Regions from separate parts of the Homo sapiens genome. Here regions 2 and 3 are each linked to region 1. Evidence: chromatin loops called from intact Hi-C (ENCODE). Cell type or tissue: heart right ventricle. All regions are shown on one strand. Each heading gives the region's core, and the rest is flanking DNA. Links, peaks and the distances in the headings are about the cores only. Region 1 overlaps VRTN (vertebrae development associated). Region 2 has its middle 4.8 kb from the start of MIR4709. Region 3 overlaps YLPM1 (YLP motif containing 1).

Region 1 (7,177 bases), core at 843-5,842:
CTCAAACTTCTGACCTCAGGTGATCCGGCTGCCTCAGCCTCCCAACGTGTTGGGATTACAGGCGTGAGCCACCATGCCCGGCCCACCCTCCCAATTCTAACTTAAGTGACAACAGATAACTCTGCCCAGTTAAGGAGCCTAGAAACTGATCTTGACTGTCAATACCTGCAGTCTGCCATACTGCAGAGGCAACTGTCTGAGCCAGGATGAGCTGCAGCGGGGGAGGGAGGCAGGTGAAGGAAAGGGAACCAAAAGCCACTCAGCCTGGATGCTCCCCAAATACCTCCCTGACCCCACAGCCTGCACTTCTCCTCCTCCTGGCCCTGGGGCTTGCAGTATGGAGTGGGGTGAGGCATTGGCGAGGACCCCCTGTGACCTTTCTGCCTTCTGCCAACCCAGTGGTCTCCGCAGGCAGAGGGTCATACATGAGCAGCTGCTTGCCCAGTCTCCTCCTGGCTGCCCTCCTATCTCTGTTCCCCCAGCTCTCTGCCTGGCAGGGAAGACCTCCTAGAGTTAAGTGGATTTCATGCTATTTTCAAAGTCATTTTTAATGGAAAAATTTTTTTTTTGACGGAGTCTCATTCTGTTGCCCAGGCTGGAGTGCAGTGGCACGACCTCAGCTCACTGCAACCTCCGCCTCCTGGGTTCAAGTGATTCTCCTACCTCAGCCTCCAGAGTAGCTGGGATTACAGATGCCCGCTATCACACCTGGCTGATTTTTGTATTTTCAGTAGAGATGGGGTTTCGCCATATTGGCCAGGCTGGTCTCGAACTCCTGACCTAGTGATCCACTCGCCTTGGCTTCCCAAAGTGCTGGGATTACAGGCGAGAGCCACCGCTCCTGGCCACATGGAAAAATTTTTATACCATTAAACCTACTTTCTGCTGCTTCTTATCTAAAACCTTCCCTCCTCCTCTTCCATGAGATAAACTAGCAATGGGAACACTTACCAACCCACTAGTGACACCCTACAGGTAACCTGGGTGTCACTGGCTGGGGTTGGGGAGAAGCAATCACACTAGGAGAAGGTTCTGGTGAGATATCAGGCCAATGAAAGCGGACAGCCAGGGGCAGGAGCAGGCTTCCCTGCACACACTCTCAGGGCTTTGCTTCTCAGCCTTCCAGCCCCATCCTGACAACTGCCTGGTGGCACGAGCCCTGTCCCCTAGCTTCCCATCCTCCTGTGACAGCCACCAAACTGGAATGGGTCTTTTACAACAAGTGACTAGGGTCACCTGAGGGGCAACTGAGGCATTTCCCAGAGACTCCCAGGCAGCCGACACTCAAAGAGCTGGCTCATTCTCGGAAAATAGGCCACAAGGTACCAGACACAGATCAGCCAGCATAGGCTTCCTGTGAGCCTGCTGCACTTTTTGCCCATTCCATATGGAAGCCTCTATCACACTGTGTCACACCACGGCTGCTGCAAACTGAGGGCTTTGTGAGGACAAGAGTTGAATACAAACGGCTCTGTCTCCTCAGCTCACAGCTCAGCCTCTCAGAGGCTGCTAGATAGGAACCTATTATATCTGCCAGATCCCTTGTGAGCAGGGCCGACACAGCCCTTGGCCAAAACTTGTCCAGTAGCCTCAGGTGTGACCTGGCATGAAAGCTGTGCTCAGGGGAAAGGATGGGACAGGGATGGGCTGGACCAATGGAATTCTCTTCCCTGTGATTACCCAGCAGTGTGCAACCTTGTGAAACCCGCCATTTTTCTAGGGTCCTGCTGGGATAGAGGTATGGGAGAGAGAACGTTCTAGGACAACTCTTAGCTTTCTGGACAGTTTAACTAAGAACCTGATGCTGCAGAAACTGGGGTGAAAGATACTCAGAGAAGTGTGTCCCAGGGTAATGGGGGGGATGAGCCCAGATTGGCAGGCAGTGAGAATGAGGCAATGGTGGGACATCCAGGAGTGGCAGTTGGGATATGAGGTGGCTGCTCAGGACCCAGAAGCCACCAGCAATGCCCTGGGGCCTGAGTGCTGGACTCCAGAGAAACATTTGGGGAGCAGCTTATGTTGATCTCCACCAAAATCCTCTTCCTCCAGGGGATAAATGTGGAGATAATTTTTTTAAATTATTCAATGTTTCACTGGATTTTTTTGTGGGGGGAGGTGAAGCTTTTATATTTAAGATTGTTAAATCTTAACATCATCTGAGGTCAGGAGTTCAAGACCAGCCTGACCAACATGGTGAAAACCTGTCTCTACTAAAAACACAAAATTAGCCAGCCATGGTGGTGCACACCTGTAATCCCAGCTACTCAGGAGGCTGAGGCAGGAGAATTGCTTGAACCCAGGAGGCGGAGGTTGCAGTGAGCCAAGACTGTGCCACTGCACTCCAGCCTGGGCAACAAGAGCAAAACTCCGTCTCAAAAAAAAAAAAAAAAAAAAAATTGTTAGAAGAACTTGTTACATTACAAATACACAGAATGTTGGAAGAAGATGCAAAGTTAACCTCACATTTTTTTCTTCCTTTATTCACACATTGTTCATTTCACTGGACTTTCTACACTGCATCAGAGATAGAAAATGGTGAAGAAAAATACAAATAAGTTCAACAGATGTTGATTTCAAAAATCAGCATGAAGTATTCTTAGCAAATACGGTCACCACTTGGTATCCCTGCCTTTCTAAGCAGATTAGAAAGGAAACAGCTTTTCTACACAAGAATAACTTATCCATACTTATGAAACCTTTTCCAAATCTATAAATATTGATATACCATTTTTTATCTTAATTTCTTCCAACAGAAGCTAAAATTTCTGCCTGTGAGTTCAGGGCTCAGGGCTAGCCTCTGGCAAAAACACCTTTCAGTCCTGGGACAGGAGTGTCTTTAACCTAGAGGGTAACCTTGAACGACAGTATCCATGGGTATTGACTTCCTCCTAGAAAACAGGAATCAGACTCCCAGAGGTTCTGAAACTGGGCTTATCTAACACTATGTGCAGGATACTATCCTATAGGCATTACTGTAATCCCATCTTACAGATGGAAAAAGTGAGGCACAGCAAGGTTATGTAACTCATCCGTGTGCATATACTACCTCTCCAATGTCTCAGGTTGGAGTCAGCAGGTGTGAATGGGGCACTGGAATTCACGCTCCTAATAAGTTCCCACGGAGACTGCGATCCAGGTGGTTTTTAGACCCCGCTGTGAGATACTCCTCCAGGCATCAGAGGATTTGCTCTGGTTTGAGAGTTCAGGCAAAAGAGCAAATAGGAGAATCCAGAACCCCGATAAGGGTAGTTCTCAGGAAGTTGCTACCACCCTGGATGGCCAAAGCAGTAAGGCGGATACACCGGGGGTTGGGAAATCAGAGCCGCGTGCGGATTGGGAACCCAGAGAGAGACTTTGTCTGTTGCTGCACCCGATTGCCATCTGCTGGCTATATGTGGCTATTGCAGGCCAGATGGTAACATTCCCAGTCCAACCCCTCCATCAAATGTCAAATGGTTACATTGGTGGTGGGGCTTCAGTGAAGACTCCAGGGCTCAGTACAGAGCCTCAACAATGCCACTTGTGGGAGGGAGAAAAGAATGCAGGGGGAAAGGTCAGTCTGAATGAGGGTTGGTGGGGAGAAATAAGCCGGAGAGGAAAGTAGGGGCCAGAATCAGGTGGGCCTCAAAACAGTTAGGATTTTGTACTGAGGGCCAACGGGAAATCCAGCAGTGAGTCAGACTTTCAGTAGGATCATTCTGGCCTGTCAGGAAGAACTAGGATAGTTTGAGTGGAGGCAGAGTCAGTTTGAAAACTGTTCCAGTATCAAAGATGAGGAACAGATGCTGGTATAGATTAGGGGGTAGCTGTGGGGATGCAGAAAAATGGTCCACAAGAAATATGGAGGAAGGGGGATTATGTCTGATAAAACCAAATCCCAAAGGAAAACAGCAGGAAAGGGATAGAGACCCCATTTCACTCATTCCTTCTTTCAACACATTTTAGCACCTATGATGCCAGGAACGAATCTACCTGCTGGGAACACAGTGGTGTGAGCAAGTCAGGGAAAAGCCCAGATTTTCATGGAGCTTACATTCTGCTGGGGAGGTAGGCAATAATCAAATAAACAAATAAACAAGAGAAACATCAGATGGGAGTAAACACCATGAGAATGAAAACTGTGGTGTGATGGTGACCCTCAGAGATCTGAATGGTAAGAAGTCTGCCATGTAAATATGACAGGGAAAAGCATTCTAGACCATAGCAGCAAATGCAAGGGCCTTTAGAGCAGAAACAAGTGTTCAAGACCAGAGGCAGCTGGTATGGTTGTAGCGTGGTGGGTTAGGGCCAGCATGGAGCAAGAGGCAGAGTCAGGGACAGATTGTCTGGGCTTTGTAAAGCAGCACAAGGAATTCTAGGAGTAAAGGGAAGCCACGGACACATTTTAGGCAGGAAAGTGAAAATCCGATTTCATAAACTCTCTCACTGCTCTATGGAGAATGGGTTGTATAGGGGCCAGGCATGGTGGCTCACGTCTATAATCCCAGCACTTTGAGAGGCCGAGGCAGGCAGATCTCTTGAAGTCAGGAGTTCGAGACCAGTCTGGCCAACATAGTGAAACCCCGTCTCTACTAAAAAGGCTAAAGTTAGCCAGGCATGGTGGCACGTGCCTATAATACCACCTACATGGGTGGCTGAGGCATGAGAATTGCTTGAACTCAGGAGGTGGAGGATGCAGTGAGCTGAGATTGTGCCACTGCATTCCACCCTAGGTGAGAGAGAGAGACTCTGACTCAAAAAATAAATAAATAAAAATAATGGGTTGCAGCACTTTGGGACGCCGAGGTGGGTGAATCACGAGATCAGGAGTTCAAGACCAGCCTGGCCAAGGTGGTGAAACCCCATCTCTACCAAAAATACAAAAATTAGCCAGGCATCATGGCAGGTGCCTGTAATCCCAGCTACTTGGGAGGCTGAGGCAAAGAATTGCTTGAACCTGGGAGGTGGAGGTTGCAGTGAGCCAAGATCACATCACTGCACCCCAGCCTGGGCAACAGAGCGAGACTCTGTCTCAAAAAATCATAAAAATAATGGGTTGTATAGGGGTATAGGGGCAAGAGTGGAAGCAGGGAAGCAGGGAGATGGGGTAGGAAGCTGTGATGTGGGCCAGGAGAGACAATGGCAGTAGAGTGGAGAGAGGGTTCTGGGTATCATTTGGAGTCAGCGTCAATAGGACTTGCTGATGGATTGGATGTGGGGTGAATAAAAAGCAGAGGCAAGAATGACTCCCCAGGAGCACAAGGATGCCAGCCACTGCAGGAAACCCAGACAGAAGAAGGGCCTACGGGAACTTCTTCCCTAATGATTCCTCCCTCACCAAACAGGCAAAGGCCTGGGCTTAAAGCTCCCATTACATCCCTGCTGCTGCTCATTACAGCAGGCTGCCCTCACCCTTGTCCCACCAGACAGAGGGAGCATGCAAATTAGCCACTCTAAGGCTGTGTCCTTAGAGTGTCCCAGTCACAGGACTGGGCCTACCTGCCCGAGCACATTGCAAGGACTAAATAGAATGTCTGGCACAGACTTGACTCCAGGTGCTGGCCTGGCCTCCATGGCCCAGGGCCAGCCTCACAGTGGGCCCCTGTCGAGCCAACCTGTGGTGGCAGCAACCCCTTCCCCACCTGGGAACGCCAGGTTTCTCCCATGGGAGGGAGGGCATTTCCAGGTAGCCAGAGCCCCACCCTTCAGCTGGAAAAGCACCCAAGGTCACTTCTAGATCCAATTCAGAGTCCCCAGAATAACTCTTTTCATCCCCCAAGCTCTAGACCTGAGTGCATCCCATCGAGAAAGAGAAGGTCACTCTTGTCCCCTTAAGCCAAAGGGGAGCATGGGAATGGGCAATCACATCCTGGCAAAACAAATACCAGAGACCAAGCACTGTGGGCACTGCATCACTTTATTTCTTTGGTTTTCAAACGTTACTCTCGAACAAGGCAAATTCAGTCTCCCACCTGCCTGGCCGCTTTGTGATCTCTCACTGAAGATGGGCCTCCAGCTCCGAGAAGACGCTCAGCAGAAAGGTGGAATCCCCAACTGACAGCCAGGCTGGCCGAGGACTGCAGGGTCCCAGCAGGTGGATCAAGCACCCACAAGCAGAGACTCTGGGCCATAATCTGCAAACAGAGCCTGCATCTCCCAGCCTTGCCCCACCTGGTCCCACACTCCTTGCAGGGGACAGGCCAGCCCCTCAGTGATCTCCAGTGCCTCAAGATCTCCGGTGCCTCAGTGCCATCCTTTAGAGGCCAGCTGTGGTTCTTTCTATACATCCCTGCTGCTGCTCCTGCTGACCTGGCACCTTCTCCCTTGGGGATGCCAGGCACAAGCTGCTGATCAGCTCTACATTTGATTTTCTTTCTTTTTTTTTTTCTAAGAGATGAGGTCTCACTACATTGCCCAGGGTGGTCTCTAACTCCTAGCCTCAAGTGATCCTCCTGCCTTGGCCTCCCAAAGCGCTAGGATTACAGGCATAAGCCACCACACCTGGCCCCCATATTCGAGCCTAATGTTCCTTTGGGAAACAACTGAGTAAAGAGGATGCCAACCCCCAAAAGAAACTGAAGATAACGTTCTGCCCAGTGGGACCGATGATCATGCTATAACACTCCTTTTGTCTCCAGGAAAAGCTGAAAGCAGCTCTAGCTAACCAACCCCCCTCTAAACCCCCTGACATACATACGGCTTCCAACTCCAGCAAGGGGGCCAACCAACCCACTCAAATCAAAACCAAAAACTAAATCATAACAGTAAAAATATGACCAGCAAACAACGAAAGAGGATATCTCTGGTCCCACAGTTTCCTACGGGAGACCAGATGGCTGATTTCTGGCATTCTCTGTCCTGGAGCCAGAAAATAACACAAATATACCCTTGGACTTAGGGTAGACACTGTGGGACCCAGAGCAAAGGACATCCTGGCCAAGCCTGGGGTCAGCTCAGGTCCCTGACCCTCTCCAAACTGGTCCCCCTTCTTCCCAGCCCCTTTTGTACCTCCCTGTCAGCCATCTACCAGGGTCAGGCCGTCATAGAGGGCTCGCTTCCACATGTAGTATGTGGAGCGGGCAGTGAGGGGAAAGAGGGCACTGAACTCCTTGTAGGAGGGAAAGCTCTTGGACTGGAAGCGCTTCTGCAAGAACAGCTTGGCCTGGGCCTTGAACTTCGTGGTAGCGATCATGTCCAT
Region 2 (7,177 bases), core at 107-5,106, 110 kb before region 1:
TGCGGGTCTCTGGCTTCGGACTGCCTATGGTTGAATCCTGGCACCAACAATTAACAGGACTACCAGTGTGATCTTGAAATCACTTCATCTCTCTGTGTGTCAGTCTCCTTATCTGTTAAATAGGACTAATAATAATAGGGCTGTGAAGACTAAATGAGATGAGGCATGTAAAACACTTAGAATGACCCTGGCTATAGTATATACTCTCTAAATGTTAGCTGTCACTCTGGGAGACAGACATTCTTCTTTGTCTACAAATAGCAGGAAAATTAGAAGGTTCAATCTGAGATTTGATGATGTCTCCTCAGAAGGATGAGGCTATCCTCTGTGCACAAGAACTTTCTGAAAGGCCTGGAAAAGCTCAATTCTCATGTGTCCACTGTCTCCCTATTCCCAGAAGATTTCTCATGCCATTTAGCTCCTTTGAAGTTAACAGCTACCCACCCTGCATACTCCTCTGCCCTTGTGTTAAAAGAAGACAGGACTCACAATACCATGCAAAATGAGTACTTGCCTCTAGCTAGGAACAGTGCCTACTTCAGGGAGAATTGATTTTGATACAGCTGACTAGTTTGAGTGTTAAACTATTTTGGAAATAATTTACATATCTAAGTTCTAAAATATATTTTTCTTTCCTCCACTTATTCTTCAAATTTGAAACAATGTTTTAATACTGTATATCTTTCATTGTTTATAACTTGCATTCTTTGTGAAAATTTGTTCTTAGGGACAAAAAAATTCTTAATCTTTTTATGTGTAAAGCAGGAACAGACAGATAATACATAAACAGATACATATTATATCTGCGGTATTAAAATTTGGTGGGGTGGTCGATTAGGATTAAAAGGTCCATAAAAGCTCCTGTAAGGAGTGATAATGAAAAGGGTGGGGAAGCACTAAAGACAAAGAGTATAAGTAGATATTTCAGAAATCGAAATTAAAAAGTATTTCGGCTAGTTTATACCCTTCCATCAGAGCAAAAGGGGAACACAACAGCTTGTGACTGTTTGCCAGCCATCGCGGGGCTACATGAAGCCTGCAGCCGTGAGCTAGGTAGGGCTCCCGTGGGGGGATTAGTTTGAAAGGTCGTCTTCTACAGACAGTTCACAGACGCCCCCGTGAGTCATTAAAACATTGAGAAGCACTGAATCTTAGGTATATCAAAAAGGTCATCCTCTTTCCAATGACCGTCTCATGCTTTTCTAGTCCACGGAGCAGGTTTTGGAGGCTCAGCTCTTACATGAATTCCAGGACAGATAAATCCCAGATTCTAATTGTTGAAATAATAATGAGGGGCACCCCTGCTTATAGAATAAAGGGAACCCAACACCTCATATCTCCAGTTTGGGAAAAGGTTAAATATGAAGACTAGTATTCAGTCAAATCTTCATACTAATAAAAAGCAACAAGCATGGAGTAATTTTAAATCCTGCATATTTGGTTTTTAAATCTTAGTTGACTTTTTTTAAAAGGAACAGAGTGATCTTTTTTTTTTTTAACACAAAGTCTTTCAGAAAAGAAACAGGGTGATCTTGATTATGCTTTGGAAAGGTTGATAAAAACAGCTTGTTCTCTGAGAACACCCTCCAGACATAGGAAGAGTGGCTTGAAATAGGTGAGGTCAACTAAGAGAAAATGATCTGGGATCAGCCATTCACTTCAGATAATCCAAAAAGCAATGGTTAAATGGGTTGGTACAAGGACAGGGTTACAGTATATAAGAAAAGCATTAGCACAGAAAAAGGAGTCGTGTAAGAAAGTCGCCAAGGTGAAAGTCACGTTAAACAAGTGTTTTTCCCAAGGAAGAGACAGAACAGGAAATAGAGGTTGGGGTATGCCTTATTTAAAGGCCTGGAACACTCAGGCGAGGGTGTGTGTGTGTGTGTGTGTGTGTGTGTGTTGGGAATGGGGCTGGGGGGAGACAGGGTTGTGTGTGTGTGTGTGTGTGTGTGTGTGTGTGTGTGTGTGTGTGTGTGTGTTGGGAATGGGGCTGGGGGGAGACAGGGTTGAGTGACCCAAAGTAGAAAGTGGCTCTGGATCTCCACAGATGTTGCCTGAAAGTCTTTGAAGGATTTGAGTCATTTTGGGTGGTTGTGTCTTTTTCTCTGAAGAGAATTCCTCAGCCTATCCCTAGATTCTAAACTGAATCCGATTCACTTACAGCTGTCAGTTGACTAGCAACTAAATGGTCTGGGTGTTGGTTGCCATGGAAACAGCTAAAAGGCCCATTGCTATGGGAACCTACCAGGCTCTCCAAACCAGGGGTTTGGTTCCTAAAAAGGGGTGGAGGGGAGGGTGGAGACCAGGAGATGGCCTGCATAGGTGGCTCAAGGGTCCTGGAAGAGGGTGGGCAATGTGGGTGAGTGGATCCGGCCAGCTCCTCTCGACTGGGGCAGAAGAACAGTGACCTCTTCTACTTTCTGCAGATGTTCCCATGCCTGTTCTCTGCTCACTGCCCAATGCTAGCCACAGAGCACAGGTGTTTGCAGTTGCAAATGGAGACTAAGAGCCTGAGATTCTGGAGCAGACGTGGCATGTCAGTGTGGCTCCCCTCACCTGCAGGGGCTTGGAGAAGGACGGCTCCCTTCTAGCAGGCCGTCCTCCACAAATCATATGTCCCAGATAAGCAGCCAGCAGGCAGAAAGATCAGCTTAGCTCTGACTGCCAGTGGGTAAGGCCAAGAAGGAGCCTGGCAGACAAATGGATGGCTGCTGGCCTTGAACATGGCAGAGCTGCTGGGTGTGCCAGATCAAAAAGCAGAGAGCAGGCCAGCAGCAGCAGACTGTTCTCAGCGCTGGAGAAATGCATTGCTCTGCCCACTACACCCTCAACCATCCATATGCCTCTGCCACAAAGGGGGATACTGCAAATGGATCAACATAGGAAAGATGAGGTTTGATGGAGATTCTCAGTGTACACACACAATGCTTGTAAGATTCTTTTCTGTTTTGCAATCAAAGTAACTCTCACATTAGTGTTTAGTGGTAAGATGATTTTTTTACTAAAACAAAGAGAAAACATCCCAGAAGCTCTTCCATTAACCACTGTTAATGTGTAATGTACAAATTGAAGGGATTGGACTAATCACTAAAGCCTCTGTCAGGACTAACAGCTTATGATGCATTGAGACGCTGAAAGGAAGTTGAAGAACCACTGGCAAATGGACACAGATGAATCGTTTTCTAGTTACTCATATTGTGAGGGCGGGGAAAATCTCTGAACTCCAGAGAGGCTTAGGATGGAGACTAAGGCCAAGACATTTGCTTTAGAGACCATTTCAGATATGTTGGGCCCAGGAGACTTTCACTTGGTTCTGCAGAATTCTGAGATTTGTGATGCTGATTTTTTTTTCTCCTAATCTTGCCTTTTTCCTGCCTGGAATTGTTAGTCTCAGACCCTCCCAGGAGCTTCAGAGTCTAAGAGCCTGGCACCAGAGAAAGAGAGAGAGAGAGATGCCACTAGAACTTGGACTGCTCCACAGGACAGTTGAGCACTTCCCCAGAATCTGTGGGGAGGTTTTCACTTTTGGAAGCAGTAGTTGTTTACAGATTTCTGTAACATTTAAAATGTTAAATACAAGCTGGGTTTATATCTCACCTCCAACTTTTTCCAGCTGCTTGACTTTTGATGAGTTCCTTAACCTCTTAGGGCCTTAATTTCCTCAGCTGTAAAACAGGATGATAAGAATATACCCACCTCAGGTGGTTCTAATGATGACATGAGATGGGGGATGCAAAGTGCTCAGTGCAGTACCTGACGCATAATAAGTAGCTGAGAAAGGTCGTTAGTATTATTATTATCATCCTAGATAAAAAAGGAAGGTTGCAGCCATGGAAACTGCTCAGTGGCCTAGAATCATAGGCATTTGCCATGCATTTGTCTTCCAAATTTAATTCCAGGTGCCTTTCAAGACTGATGGCCTCTCTGATGCCACACTCTGGTTTGCCTTCATTAAGCCAGATTCTAACCCTCTCTTTTTAAGACACTTAACCACATTCTTTTTCATGTATGATTTTTATGTGTCTGCTTACCTTCCTACTAGACTGTAAACATCTTGAGAATAGAGACTACCCTTTCATCTTTCAATAAATGCCTAGACCTCAGCAATTGTTTAATGAATTTTTTTAATAGGGAAAAATGTCTTTTTTCTGTAGGTCTTGGATCAGACCATTTAACCCTATAGCAGCCTTGTCTCCAAAGGGAAGAAAAGAGTAACAGTGGGCTAGGTTTCATTCTCCTGAAGAAGGGCACGGCATTGCCTCATCCTGAGTGGGCAGCTCCAGAGCAGGGCCAGGGCTCACATCTTCTAGAAGCCAGCTGTCATCTGTCTGTAAGATTCATTGACACCAGCTTGTCTCCAGCCTGAAGGCTCCCTGGCCCTGGGCTCAGGCAGAAATGGCTCCTCCTCCCCTCCTGGCTGCTGTCTGTCTTCAGTTCAGCCTGCCTCTCCCTCCTGATTGCTCTGGCTGAAGCAAGAAGCCATGAAGATGGCTCTGTAGCTGCAAGTTGCATCAGGTTGCCTCTGGGAGAAAGAGAGAAAGCAGACCCGGCTTATGCAACTCTCTCTCCCCATACACTGAATCTCTGAAGTTCCTGGCCAACCCCCTCAGCTTCCCACCAGAGTTTGCCAAGGCTTGGCTTGGCAGGAACAAGGCCCAAAGAGCTACACAGAGCATCTCCCAGACAGTGGCCACTGAGAACCATCTCCTGTCAAGGTGGGTAACAGAGAAATTTCTGGGGTAGGGAGTAAGGCAGGGGAATGTAGGAGAAAAAGCCTCCAGGCCTGACTGACTTGCCATGGGACCATGGATCAACCATTTAACCTCTTTCAGCTAAATACCTCATAGAGGTGTTGTGTAGACAAAAGGAAACAATGGATGTGCATGTGTAGCTTGGAAATACAAAGCCTATTCATACTGGGAATATTAATATCATAGGCTAGTGCAGAGGACTAGCAGTTAATCCGTTGGATTTTCCTACTTAGATCCCATTGGCTTGATGAGCTGTCTGGGCACCCTCACAGAAAACCTCACAAGGAAAACAAGGTCCCAGATTTGGTCACCAGAAGAACAAGGTTGAGACTGACTCAGTGAATGCCTTTCTTTGACTGCAAAACAGGACTGTAATGCAGCTGGCTCTCCTGAAATGTTGGCTTCTAGTTCCGAGGGTATAGGAGGCCTAGGCAGCTGTACACTTGTGTCATCCTGATCATCATGAAGTCTGGTGGAATTTATATGGACAGGACAGTATGCATTCCTTCAACCAATACTTACTGAGCACCTATTATGTGCCAGGCACTGTGCTGGGCACTGGGAATGAAAAAATGAGTAGGGCATGGTCCTTGCCTTCAAGGAGCTTAGAGTCTAATGAGAGAAGCTAGCAGCAAACCATCACTGCAATCCAGTGGGACAAAGCCATGATAGTCACATGTACAGAATGCCATGGCAGCAAAAAGGAAGAGTACTGAGGTGATTTGCTCTGGAAGAGGCAGAGCCAGGTCAGGCCTCTGCTTAGAAAGTGGCTGGAAATGGAGACACTTAATCATGTACTAGGTCTTTATTTATCCATCATTCATTCAGCCAACATATCTTCTGAGATTTTTTGGAGTATTTATATATTTATTTATTTATTTTTGAGATGGAGTCTCACTCTGTCGCCCAGGCTAGAGTGCAGTGGCATGATCTCATCTCACTGCAACCTCCGCCTTCCGAGTTCAAGTGATTCTCCTGCCTCAGCCTCGTGAGTAGCTAGGATTACAGGCGCCTGCCACCACACCCTGCTAATTTTTGCCTTTCAGTAGAGACGGGGTATCACTATATTGGCCAGGCTAGTCTTAAACTCCTGACATCAAGTGATCCATCCACCCGCCTCGGGCTCCCAAAGTGCTGAGATTACAAGCATGAGCCACCGCGCCCAGCCTGGAGTATTTCTTACGGTGAATTTACCTCCTCCTGCATTACTGGTCTTGGTTAATTTGGTTTTATTTAAAGTTCCTCCTACTTAATTTACTCTGGACCTGAGTAAGCATACTTGGTGATGTCCCGACCCTAGTGTATACCCAGCTGTCATGATCTATTTGGATTTTAGAATTCCGCCCCCCTCCTCTGACTCTCCAGCCCACATTACACCACTTCTTTCTCTGTCTTTGCTCTAGCCACATCAGTCTCCTTTCAATTCCTCAAATTGGCTGTACTTCCTTCCTCCAGCCACAGGACTCTTACACATGCTGCTCTGCTGCCTGAAATGCTGCCCCACAACCCCTTTTCATTTAGTTAACTCCTACTCATCCTCATTTCTCCTGCAATGTCCCTTCCTCCAGGAAGCCCTCCCTGACCACCTCCCCCAGATCAGATCAAACACCTTGCTATACATTTTCATAGCACTCTGCTCTCTCCCTTCATGACACAATTCAACACTATATACTGGTATAATTATTTGATCAATGTCTGGCTTTCCCAGTCCCTTGAAGGCATCTTTGGGAGAGACAACATTTCCATTTTGCTCATCACTGTATTCCCACTGTCCAGCACAGCTATTAGTCCAAGGAGCAGATCTATATGTGGTTTTTGAGATAATTAATTAATGGAATGATTAACTATCTTTTTTGGGCCACCATTTGCCTTGGGCCTAAATGGTTCTGTGTTCAAAACTAAAACAATGCCAAATGCAAAAATAAGGACCAGAACCAAACAGGGAGCCCCTGTAAGAAATGTGCAGAAAGAAGGTAAAAGCCAGGGGAGGGGTGTCCCAGACCAGAAGGCATGAAGGACTAGAGGGTGAAGAAAGGAAAAATGTAGAGGGAGAGAGGGAGAATTCCAAGGCCCTGGTGTCTTACACCTCTCTGGGTTTTGAAATCAATAAATAGGTATTGAGTATCTATAACTCTGATTCTCAGGGGTACTTGTGTTCCTTGGGTGTAAGATAGTATGCCAGGGATACAAAAGATGGGATACAATTAGTCCGTTTTCCTGCTGCTCCAGTGTTATAAGTAGAACTTGAGGAGTATGAGGTTGGGGAAGAAGAGGATCATTTTATATCGAAACCAATACCAATATAGAGTCGATAATAAATTTCGTATGATTACAAAAATTCATCTGAGATTTTAAATATGTTAACGCTATGACTTCAGTGGTAGTTCAGGAAGAGAGTCAGAGAACCATGGGTACCTCCAAAGGAT
Region 3 (7,177 bases), core at 717-5,716, 430 kb before region 1:
AACTCTGAGCACTTCTGGAATTAAATTGTAACTAAAAACTAAATATGAAAAGACTAACAAGAAAATATAGGATGATTATAAATATTGTTAGAGCTAGCACTAACATTTTGATTGACAAAAGTTAAAAAAAAAAAAAAAAGAAACAGTAGCCCTATCTTAAGAGTAGGTTCTGACATTTTAAAAAGTCTGCACAGTTATTTTTGCTATAAACCCACTTGCTCATCCAGTAAAAAGAAAGTACACATCCTTTATCTGTCAGGCATTACATTACATCCAAGAGATACAAGAATAAAATGTCATATGTGCCCTCAAAGAGTTTACAACAAAATATAAAGATAATCTAAGTGTAAATAAGTACCAAGAGATGTAATGTCTCAAGTCTATGTGTACACAATAAGGAAAACAGAATTGGAGAGGCTTATGTTGAGTTTTAAAAGACAACTTCTCTGAAATCAAGCTGACAGAATGAGTTGGAGATGAGGAAAGTATGTGGCAAGGGCACCTCAAGCTAAGGAAGCAAGAGGAAAGGCGGAGAAACGTGTATCAGCAGAGCATGTTTGGAAGTGCAAATAGTTTAGCATGGCTAATGCAAAGGGGAAACAGAGTCAAGAGAGCTGATAAAGAGGGAAATGTGGAAAAGCAGCACACTAAAAAATAAGGTAAAGAAGTAAGCGAGGATCACTCTCCAGAAGATTGTGTATGCCTCATGTGGCAGAGACTACTGGTGGTCTTCCAATACCCATTCCCCACTTATCTACAATAACAGGCCTCCTGTAGCTAGACACAAGGCCCCCCAGACAAGACTCTCTTTCTCAATATCTCTTGCAGCTAGAACTGGCAGCCAAGTTCTGGCCAAGGAGCTGAGAGTGAAAATGATTTGCACATCTTCTGGGTTGTCCCCTTAAAGGAAAGGGCACATCCTCCTCTTCTCCATTTCCTTTTTCATGCTGGTTCTGACATGGTGGTGAAATATCCAAGACCAGGTAAATCAGAAGGAACTGGATTCCTGAACCATCACCTAAGTCCTAAGAGAGAATAAACTTCTAACTTGTTAAAGCCATCTGACTTGGATCTCGATTATAACAGATAAATTAATTCAGCTGGTTAAGGAGTTTGGTGTTACCTTATAAGCACTTAGAGCCACTAAATATAGTCTGATTTTTAAAAGATTGCTTTAGCAGAAAAATAGTGGACAGAGACAAAAAGTTTAAAGATCATCTTTACAATTTGGGTAAGTGAAGGTGATGCCTAGTCTAAGGCAGTGACTGATATGAGAATGTAGAGGAGGGGATAAAAGTGAGAGATGTAAAATAAGGTAGAATTGATAGGATTTTGTCACCAGTAGAAATAAAATGATAGTTGTAAGGGAAGAATTTAAGATGATTCCAAGGTTTCTGGCTTAGGTGACTGAGTAGTAGACAGTGATGCCTTTCATGACTTTTAATGAGTGCTAGGAGGCTTTTTCTTTCATTTCTTTGGGAAATCAATGAAGACTAATAAATTCAGTGTTGGCAAAATATTTATTTCCTATCCCTGTGACTTTAGGCTTTGTTGTTCTAAAAGTCTAGTTTCAAAGAGACGAACACATCCACTAGGGGACACAACAAATGATTCCACTAACCTGAAGTTGAGACCCCAACTTTACTCTGAAGTTCCAAATCAAGAGGCAATGGAGAGGGTTACTGTATTCACTGGGGATAACTGACCCTAACTTTCAAGAGGAATTTGAGTGACTATTGCACAATACAGGTGAAGTGAAGTGTGTCTGAAATGCAAGAGATCCTCTAGGACATCTCTTAGTATTTCCCATGTCCTGAGATTCAAGTCCACGGAAAATTGCAAAGGGTTTTGTAGAACTGCAAACAGCAGAAGTAATTCAGAAAGAACTGCTAATAGCCCATATCTTTCAAGAATGAAAGCCTGGGTCACCCCATGAGGCAAGGAATCCGAACTGGCTGAAGTACTTACTTAGAGCAAAGGGAATATGGAATGAGTAGTGGAAGAACATATATACCAGCTATGACCACATGACCATTGCAGAAATATGGACTACAATAGTTACAAATATTTCTTCCTTAATTTGATATATTTGTGTTTAAATATGTGTGTGTGTGTGTGTGTGTGTATTAACCAAATATTTTTTGGTTCATTAGTTTTCTTCCTTATTATCTAACATGTGTTAATAAGAGTTAACCTTATATTTCAGTATTTAAGTTACAGAACATGAAAGAGGGAGTGTGAATCAGGTGGAGAAGGATGAACTAATATTATCTTAAAGACAAAAAAAAAAGACTTTGTGTGCTTTTCTGGGGAAAGAGAATGTTTTTGGTTGTCCAGCAATAAATGTCTCATGTTAGGTGTGAAAATCTCCCTGTGACCCAACCTAATCAGAAACATATGGGAAAGACTGCCAGGCACGGTGGCTCACGCCTGTAATCCCAGCACTTTGGGACGCGGAGGCGAGTGGATCACTTGAGGTCAGGAGTTAGAGACCAGCCTGGCCAACATGGTGAAACCCTGTCTCTACTAATAGAAAACTTAAGCTGGGCATGGTGGCGTGTGCCTATAATCCCAGCTACTCGGAAGGCAGAGGTAGGAGAATCACTTGAACCCAAGAGGTGGAGAATGCAGTGAGCCTGAGGTGGTGCCACTGCACTCCAGCCTGGGTGACAAAGTGAGACTTTGTCTCAAAAAAAAAAGAGAGAGAAAGGGAATTTTGGGAAATGGAGTTTAGCTCAGCCAAGTTGACCTTTTACAAACCCATTGCAAGGAACTCAAAAATACACAAACCCATAATAAACAGAGAGAGGAGGTAATCAGAAGATGAAAATCTTGTTTGTACATTCTGAAAGACAAAGAACAAATATGAGTGGTAACTTACAGAGCAGGAAGAAACCAGTTTAGAGTACTGATGGCAGAAAGGGATAAAATCAAAAGAAGGCTGGCTTGCCCAGAGAACCTCAGAGAAGGTCAGGATTCTCAGACACTAGGGGGTGCTAGGGAAGGAAAGGAGTAAAACTTGGGGCTAAAAATACGTAAATCTATATTCGGAACCATCAACCAGCCTTTCCTTAGGCTGAATGTCTCTTAAATCCTTGAATTTGAGAGTCCCCTAGCAGTAGTAACAGTTCCTTACCCTATTCACATAAAGCAGAAACCTGACAGGTAACAAGCCCCTCTCATATACACAGAGCTCCCAATCAGTTTGTCAGTGTCTTCCATGCTTAAACATAAATGCACAGCCAAGGATTGCTAGATATTTGAGGAACACGTCCAAAATGAAAGAAAAACTAAAGATAAATAAATAGGATCTGAATTTGGAGAAAACAGAATGCAAAAAGCAGAAAAGAACTTTCAACTCAAATTGTTATCCTCAGAGAGATTCTTAAAGAGACTGCATCTATAAATCAAGAACAATGTGCTATTTATAAAAAAGATCAACGCCAGAAGAACCACAGAAAAAAAAATTTCCAATTCTCAAAATAAAAGATGCAATAAAGGACTAGAAGTTAAAGTATCTCAGGAAGTACAACAAAATGTAAGATAAAAGGCACAAAGATAATCAATCCAACAGATCCAAAATCCTACTAATGAAGAGTTCCAGAAACAGAAAACGAGAGAAAAAAAATGAATGAAGAAATAGCACAAAGAAATGTCCCAAAGTTAAGAGATTCCAATCTCTAGACAGAAAGGGGCCAGCATACTGACTACTCAGTACAATTAATAATAAAACTAAATAAGCAAACAAAAAACACTGAAATTTCAGAATACCAGAGATTTTTTAAGTTTGGGAGAGAGGAGGTCACCAAAACAGGAAAAGAATCAGAACAGTATAACACCTACACAATGTGATAGAACAAAATAGAACAATGATCCTAAAACCTTGAGGAATAATTATCTTCAACATCATATTTTATATCCAAATTAGCAAGTAAGTGTGAGATTAGAATAAAGACATTGTCAGATACAGGACGACTCAGAAAATTTACCCCTCACCCACACTTCCTTAGCAAGTTACTTGAGCATGCACTCCAGGAAATGGAGGTACTGAATGGTAACAGGAAGCCATGAGATTCGATAAACAGCAAATCACATTCCGGAGGGTCAGCAAGGGGAATGCTGTAGTTAACACCCATATGGCAGAGTGTTGAGGAAGAACGAAAACTTTATTTTTCAGGACAGTTAAATAAATATGTAATATCTAAAATGTGTAAGTGTTTAAGTAGTGAAAAGGGCAACATAATTATTTAGTGCTATGAAGATGGCGACCAAAAGAAACAGCTAAATAATTGAAAGAGGATGCCATTGGCAAAAACATTTGGAGGGCATGGAGCAGTGGGTGGCCATTTGGCCCAATTTTTTTAAACCATGCATATGAATCACTTTGATAAAAATGTAAACTGTATCTCTTTAAAGGGCACAGAGAGAGGATTAGCTCTCATCAGAAGGGCCGCTTCTCCTGAGACTACAAGATTATGAGCATGCTAAGTAAAGCTAAGGGTTAGAAGTGAGATGTTTTACTGGGCTTGATAGGTAAACTTGATTTCCTGTAAGGCAGGAAGCTAAATTATAAATATAATGCAAAATAAAAATGTTTGCTAAGATTGAGAAAGCAGCACTAGAGTAGATGGTCTATGCGAAGTAGTGAAGGCTTGGCAGAGCTATAATGGGCAAAGGCGAAAGAAGGTGACCAGAAACTTGTCAAAGTATATACATCACAATGCTAAGGATGGAGAGTATATATTTACAGAAGGAAAAAAAAGTATGCCGCTTTAGGGCTTGTGAAGGTGTGGTTCCTTTCTCGGAATTACACTTATTAATTTAAAGTGCCTCAATAATATATCAGATCATTAAAGTTGTATAAAATCATTTGCTATGTATTAAATGTAGCAATTATTTGTTCACATAAGTGATAAAAGAAGACTATCTTCCACAATGTACAAGAGTCCATGAGAGACCTTATTAACATGTTATCTAGTATTCTAATCAAATTCTAAATATGAGCAAAGTCCCTTCCTAACAAAATTGTGAATGCCTTGAGAATTTTATCCATGACTGACATTTTGGAAGAAGCAACTTTCACTGAACACATACTGATTGTCAGGTAATGAGCTGGTGCTAAAAAGAGAGTCATGCCTAACCTCAAGGAGTTCACTGTCCACAGGAAGAGTGAGACAATTAACTCAACAATTAGAACAGAATTTGATAAATATGGAACATGTTTGTCTTGCTAACCAAAGTATTCCCAATGTCTGATTTCATTAAATAATCCCAATCTGTAATTACTGAAGTGCTGCCCCAGGGCAGGAAAAATAGGAATAAATAAAGCAAAGAATGGCAAGAAGGGAATTCCAGACAAAGAAAAGAGCATGTGTAAAAGCCAGAAGAAAGGACAAAGGAAGTAGGAGGCATTAAAAGGTGTGCAGATAAGAGGACATGGCAGAAGGGTTGAAAGGGTAGGGTGCTTTGTTTTCAGACCAAATTGCTGATCAACAGCCAAGGCCCATCATTTTATTTTCATTCTGGGGGCCAGAAATTGTTGAAACCATTTGAAATACACTTTCAACACTACATATAAATGGCAAATATTTATCACTATTTGATTTTTTTTTGTCCTTTTCTGAGACAGGGTCTCACTCTGTCACCCAGGCTGGAATGAAGTGGCATGATCCTAGCTCACTGCAGCCTAGACTTCCTGGGTTCCAGTGATCCTCCCACCTCAGTCCCCCGAGTAGCTGGGACCACAGGTGCCTGCCACCATGCCTGGCTAATTTTTTATGTCACCAGGCTCGGATAATTTTTGTATTTTTGGTAGAGATGCGGATTCACCAAGTTGCCCAGGCTGGTCTCAAATTCCTGAGCTCAAGTAATCCACCTGCCTCAGCCTCCCACAGCGCTAGGATTACAGGCATGAGCCACTGCACCTGTCTATTACTGGACTTTCAAATTTTCAAAGTTCAAAGATGTTACAAAATGACAGACTCAAAACCGTTTTCATTTATAAAACTAGAGACCTTTTAAGGCTTTGTAACAAATATATCAAGAGATACTCATATTAAAAATCTGTATGAAAATAAGCCACCTTTAAATATAATGAAATACTATGACCCTTTTGACATATAAAAACATGTATTTAAAATATAGTAGAAACATTACATAAATTCACTAAATACAATCACATAAAAACGCATGCATTGTACCTTGGTAAGATAAAAAGAAAAATAAGCAAATATCTGGTTTTAAGTATTTAGAAAGTGTTTATTTGTATAGTTAAGTGTGTTATAAATCTCTTAAAAAACCCCTAAAACTAGGTATAAATACCTTAGAATTATAAAAATTTCAAAATTTGATATAAAACTCCAAAATGTAAAAACCTAAGAGGTATGATGCAGTTATACAAATACTTTTAAAGAAGGTATTTTATGTATTATACTATTTGCAGAAACATATTAAAATTAACAAACCATGGGAATTACAAGATACCAAATTTTGGAATTAAATTCCTTCCTGTTTTCTTTTCACGTGAAATAGCACCTGTTTTCTAAATATGTATAACCAAGGTCCTAAAATTAAAATTCCCAAAGATAAGTTATCACTATAAACAAGAACAACCATAACAAATGGAAATATAAAGAAAACCTATAGCACTCACAGTCCCTTACTAATCCTAGTAAGATAGCTATAGAATGGAAAAAGTCCACAATTCCAATCCTAAAGCCAGTCAAAACATAGTTGTGACTGATCAGAAGCCTTGATATTATAAAGATTTCAATTCTTCCTCCAAATGGTCAATGGATTCTATGCAATGCTCATCAAAATTCTAGCAGGTTTTTGAAAACTGACAAGCTGATTCTAATAAGAATAATCAAGACAATCTAGAACAGGGGTCAGCAAACTATGGCCTATGTTCCAAATACAGTTAAAAGTGATCTTTTTTACATTCTTGAAGGTTTAAAAAAAAAAAAAGGCTGCACATGGTGGCTCATGTCTGTAATACCAACACTTTGGAAGGCCAAGGTGGGCAGATGGCCTGAGCCCAGGAGTTTGAGACCAGCCTGGACAACACAGGCAGATCCCATCTCTACAAAAAATAACGTAGCCAAGCATGGTGGGACACATCTACAGTTCCAGCTACATGGGAGGCTGATGTGGGAGGACTGCTTGAGCCCAGGAGGTC

The links. Peaks named below come from ENCODE experiments on the same cell type or tissue, not always from the same donor. Only the 100,000 strongest peaks of a DNase experiment are listed, where the experiment ranks them.
Region 2: it touches region 1 in a loop (11-fold over the local background); 86 of 110 quality-filtered maps call a loop at or near these places.
Region 3: it touches region 1 in a loop (3-fold over the local background); 18 of 110 quality-filtered maps call a loop at or near these places.

The regions. Positions count from the first base shown.
Region 1 is chr14:74,358,710-74,365,886 of GRCh38, reverse strand. It overlaps VRTN (vertebrae development associated), which reads right to left. Exons shown (of 2, transcript NM_018228.3): 2 at 5,879-7,177. The coding sequence ends at 6,995. Among named protein-coding and RNA genes, the nearest start is that of VRTN, 14 kb to the right of the region's middle. RefSeq lists an enhancer at 6,897-7,177. In heart right ventricle, for the core only: a CTCF peak has its summit at 3,387 (motif pointing left); a DNase peak (open chromatin) is centred at 3,356; H3K27me3 peaks cover 1,190 bases.
Region 2 is chr14:74,471,842-74,479,018 of GRCh38, reverse strand. It overlaps a transcript of SYNDIG1L not described here. Among named protein-coding and RNA genes, the nearest start is that of MIR4709, 4.8 kb to the left of the region's middle. In heart right ventricle, for the core only: no CTCF peak of the experiment used is centred there; a DNase peak (open chromatin) is centred at 2,678; H3K27ac peaks cover 438 bases.
Region 3 is chr14:74,789,713-74,796,889 of GRCh38, reverse strand. The region is part of intron 4 of YLPM1 (YLP motif containing 1); the gene reads right to left. Among named protein-coding and RNA genes, the nearest start is that of YLPM1, 30 kb to the right of the region's middle. In heart right ventricle, for the core only: a CTCF peak has its summit at 2,984 (motif pointing right); no DNase peak of the experiment used is centred there; H3K27ac peaks cover 3,276 bases.